Regions from separate parts of the Homo sapiens genome. Here region 2 is linked to region 1. The links are chromatin loops, found by intact Hi-C in ENCODE. Cell type or tissue: psoas muscle. All regions are shown on one strand.

The links. Hi-C counts contacts between places; a loop is a spot of excess contacts. Peaks named below come from ENCODE experiments on the same cell type or tissue, not always from the same donor. Only the 100,000 strongest peaks of a DNase experiment are listed, where the experiment ranks them.
Region 2: it touches region 1 in a loop (2.1-fold over the local background); 3 of 110 quality-filtered maps call a loop at or near these places.

The regions. Positions count from the first base shown.
Region 1 is chr6:109,116,329-109,118,828 of GRCh38, reverse strand. The region is part of intron 1 of CEP57L1 (centrosomal protein 57 like 1); the gene reads right to left. Among named protein-coding and RNA genes, the nearest start is that of CEP57L1, 22 kb to the right of the region's middle. In psoas muscle, no CTCF peak of the experiment used is centred here; no DNase peak of the experiment used is centred here; H3K27ac peaks cover 388 bases.
Region 2 is chr6:109,164,543-109,167,042 of GRCh38, reverse strand. It overlaps CEP57L1 (centrosomal protein 57 like 1), which reads right to left. Exons shown (of 11, transcript NM_001271852.3): 11 at 1-2,500. It also overlaps the pseudogene CCDC162P. Among named protein-coding and RNA genes, the nearest start is that of CEP57L1, 70 kb to the right of the region's middle. In psoas muscle, no CTCF peak of the experiment used is centred here; a DNase peak (open chromatin) is centred at 1,272; H3K27ac peaks cover 1,134 bases.

The DNA.
Region 1 (2,500 bases):
GTGGAGCTCCAAGACAAAACCTACCGAAAAGTCAGAGCAATATAAGGTAAAAGGAAGATGTCTATACCATTCAGATCAGAGAGAGTGCTAGCTACTGATTGTAGTGTCTGAGTTATTCTGTGACGAAGCAACACAAACACGGGTTTGTCATAACATTGCTTTCCTTGGTATTGAGAGCTCAGAAGTCATAATTCCAATTCTTATTCGTATTAGCAAGCTTCAGTATGTTAACTACAGTGACGTTTGACCCACATGTCTGAGGTGAACAACTGTTTTGAAAGGCTCAAGTAATCTACTGATGCACAGAGATGTTGATAGGCTGCAGAGACACACCATTAAGCCCCTTACTTTTTTTTCAAACCAGACTTGTTGGCACAGCTGTTAAGGTATTAACATGAGGAACAGCATACGTTGTCAAATAGCCCAGAAGGCAAAAGGACAAAATCTGATTTTCCTGGCTAGCTGAGGTGGGAGGTTAATTGATAAAAATATATTTTACTGGCCAGGCTCACGCCTGTAATCCCAGTTCTTTGGGAGGCCAAGGCAGGTGGACTACCTGAGATCAGGAGTTTGAGATCAGCCTGGCCAATATGGTGAAACCCTGTCTCTACTAAAAATACAAAAAATTAGCTGGAGTTGGTGGTGGGCGCCTGTAATTCCAGCTACTAAGGAGGCTGAGGCAGGAGAATTGCTTGAACTCAGGAGGCAGAGGTTGCAGTGAGCCGAGACCGTGCCACTGCACTCCAGCCTGGGCGACAGAGTGAGACTCCGTCTCAAAAACAACAACAACAACTATATACATTTTACTTAAAATGCACCTACAAAAATATGTATTACTTTCCTCTTAATGTTGCAATTTTTCATCCGTTTCCAATGTGCTTATTTAACTTACATCTCACTATGCCAAATGCTGAAAGTGCTGAGGGCCTTCCAATTACCACCAGCAGCCAAAATAGAGGAGCACAGAGAACAGCCTATGATGTCGAAATGTAAGAGATCATTATGGCTCCAATTGAACTTCCCTTGTATCCATATAGACGTTGCCTGTGACTGTATCTGCATAATTCACTTCGCTTAATATTGCAATGTCTATTTAGTAAAATTAATGTTGAGAATCTGCATAATTTCCTAATTCCTTTCCATTTCAATTCCAATACTGTTTGCTAAGCATCTATCATGTGCCAAACTTTGTGCTTAGAGCTGGAAATGGAAAGAGGAAGAGGTCACAGTCTCAGGGGAAAACAAATGCAATGCCTCACTAACTCAGGACTTTGAACTTGCTCTAAACTAGTACAGATTTGGTGCCCATAAAAAGTGGGGTTAACCCTCCAATGTTGCTTTCGTCATAGTAGTTGGCCCAGTTTGCCAGTCTAGCCCAGACAAGCCCTAGCTAAGACAGCCTCAGGTTCCTTCAATATGATCACCTTTCATCCTTCAATTAAAAACTTCCTATCAGCAGCACATTACAGACCATCAAAAGATAGAGAAGGTTTGTAGAGCAGCAAAGCCAAAAGGTATAGTCAAAGGCATTCACAATAAGTTCAATCATAAGTAATATTCTCTTGTGTACCTGAATATTGCCTACAACTTCTTATGCTTACGTTATATATAAATCCATGATATTTTACTATAATAGCTGAGACTAGAATGAGAGTGTTTGGAAAGAAGTTTGACACAAACATACTATATATATATTTCTGATTATAAAAGTAATACATGTTCATTCTACAAAATTTTGAAATTATAGAAGAAAATAAAAATCACGGGAATTTTATCAATCTCAGATTATTAAAATATTGTTAACACACTTTTGGTATATATTAAATCAGTCTTTTATTATTTTAACCAAAGTTAGGACTGTACCATGCTTGTATAAATTGTCTTTCTACTTAATATGTGATAAATGTTTTCTTGAATCATTATCTTTTTTTGTATATCATTCTTTAGAAGTATGTTTTTCTTAATGGCAGTACATAAATGATTTTGTAAATTACCAATTTTTTCATTAAGAAACAGGCTAGCAATTGTGTTGTTAGGTCAAAGACAGTTTTAAATGCTTCTGGTACATATTGTCAAATTGTCTGGGCCTGTTTTGAATTAAGGCATTACTGGAGATTTTTAGAACTTAGAAAAAACTCCTGAAGGTCACAATTCTCACCATGTCTTGAGATTATTTCTCCAGTCAATAATACTATACTTTAGACAAAGTTTCTCTTGGATAACCTCTTATCAAAAGCTTTATGACAATCAGAACCTAGAAAAAGATTGAAACTGTACCTATATAAATAAAGTAACATATATATCAATTAGTCTACTCTACTGTTAAGAAAAGTATCTCTAAAATGCTTATGGGAGCTGGGCGCCGTGGCTCACTCCTTTAATCCAGCACTTTGGGAGGCCAAGTTGGGCAGATCACCTGAGGTAGGGAGTTTGACACCAGCCTGACCAACATGGAGAAACCACCTCTCTACTAAAAATACAAAATTAGGTGGGCGTGGTG
Region 2 (2,500 bases), 48 kb before region 1:
AAAGGTGCAATGGCACGCATAGTTTTTTAAAAATCTCACAGTTGCTATTATGCCTTAGTGAAGGTTGTCTTGTCATATGTCTGAGTGTCAGCTTATACTTATCTACACGTCACCTACAATTAAATGTTCTCAGTAGATAAAGCTTTAGTTACAGCTGAATATTGTTCCAGGAAACCCCATTAGGAGTTTCATTATTTACTCTACACCAATAATGGCAGCTGTTGCATTTCTGTCCACAATGCACTCCTTCCATTGTGCATAACCAACTGGCCTCTTCCCCCCTTAGATTGATTTCTCACATTACAAGTAAAATTTTTATTTAATTTTTGATCTCTTATCATGGATAAGAATACACATTTAGGCTGGGCGCAGTGGCTCATGCCTGTAATCCCAGCACTTTGGGAGGCTGAGGTGGGCGGATCACCTGAGGTCAGGAGATCCAGACCATCCTGGCTAACACAGTGAAACCCCATCTCTACTAAAAATACAAAAATTAGCTGGGTGTATGGCAGGTGCCTGTAATTCCAGCTACTCGGGAGGCTGAGGCAGGAGAATAGCTTGAACCTGAGAGGTGGAGGTTGCAGTGAGCTGAGATCGTGCCACTGCACTCTAGCCTGGGTGACACAGCGAGACTCCATGCCCACCAAAAAAAAAAAAAAAAGAATATACATTTATAGTTAAAATTACACTTTTAAAGTAAGAAAAGCTCTCACATCTACTGGCAGGTATAGAAAAAAAGGAATAAAGTAAGAAAGCTACCAAAAAAGCTCAAAAATAATTTTCAAGTACATTATCTACATTATCCCAGCCAGTTAACTTACTATGTACTAAGTATCTCCCACTTTAATCTTACATTGTTGAAAACTGAACATTTCCCTCTGACCCTCCTGTCTTTATCTACAACCTAATAAAAATGGCTGGGTTGCCAATGATCCACCCAAGTACAGTTAATTCAGGATTCCAACTCCCATTTCCAGTATCAGAATATAGTCACAATACCTGCTGCTTCAAACACTGGAACTTTCTGGCTTCAGTTTCATCAAAATTGAGACCTGCCTTGGCTAGAAAATTCCAATTCCATTATTTCAATTTCTAATTACATAAAAACCAAACAAATCTGTTTTTTACTTAAGTGAACAAAATCCGTGAAATCATACCAAGTTTCTGCTAGACAGAGCACAGCTGTGAGGTTGCTACAGCAACTCTTACACTGACCATAGACTGACTGCTCCATCCAGGAAAGAAATCTTTTGCTCCACCCCCTGAGGAGTCAAAGGCTCTGGCAAGCAGGCAGTCTGTGAGTTCAGTAGCTGTGATGAAGCAACAAGACACCATTCTTCATTGTCTCTCAATAATAAATGTCACCTCAACAACCACACCATACTCCAAACCTATTTGCTGTGTGTGGTTACATGTTTCAGCACAATGACAGGACTGTGTTCTTTACCCCCTCCCATTAGAAACCTGGGCTAGGAAAGATGACAAAGCCATTTCCCTTCAGGCACACAGAAAGAGATAAAAACCAAAATAAGTGAGAATATTCCCACTTTTACCAATAATATATTTAGGTGTTTGCTTTTAGGCTTCAACCCATGCAAACATGTGTTCTACATTTTTTTTTTTTTTTTGCCACTCAGATTCAAAAAATATTTATTGAGTGTTTAATAAGTGTCAACTCTTCTGCTGGGTGCTTTCCCATGTTATTTCATTAACTCCTCACAACAAATTAGTATAGTCCTGTGAGGGAGATATTAGTATAATCCTCACTTTACAGATGAGAAACTGAGGCTCCAGAAAGTTATCTGACTTGTCCAAGCTATTAAATGGTAGAGTCCCAGAATTTGAAACCAAGTTTCCTAGCTCTGAAGTTGTGGTTTTTTCTACTACACTGGACTAATTTTTAAGAAAATTCTCAGTTGAAATATTCCATGTTCCTAAAATGGTTTTAATTTTTTTTTTTTTTTTTGAGACAGAGTCTTGCTGTGTCACCAGGCTGGAGTACAGTGGTGAGATCTCAGCTCACTGCAACCTCCATCTCCCAGGTTCAAGCGATTCCCCTGCCTCAGTCTCCCAAGTAGCTGGGATTACAGGCATGCGCCACCACACCCGGCTAATTTTTGTAATTTAGTAGAGACAGGGTTTCACATGTTGGCCAGGATGGTCTCAATCTCCTGACCTCGTGATCTGCCTGCCTCGGCCTCCCAAAGTGCTGGGATTATAGGTGTGAGCCACCGCGCCTGGACGGTTTTTAAATTTTTAATGATAATTTTTAAAGCAATACCTTTTCACAAGTAATGAATTATTAATAACTAAATATATTCAGCCACCTTCCTAAATGTATAGAAAACAAAGGCACAGAACTATAGGTCTGCATTATGGTCCTGGTGGATAGCAGAAAGCTAAAAAGTTTAGCAAAAAGCTAAGCTTAAGCTATAAAACTCATATCCTCAAGGAGGAAAGGCAAAGTAGAAAAACAGGTAAGGTGATGCAACTGAGTTTA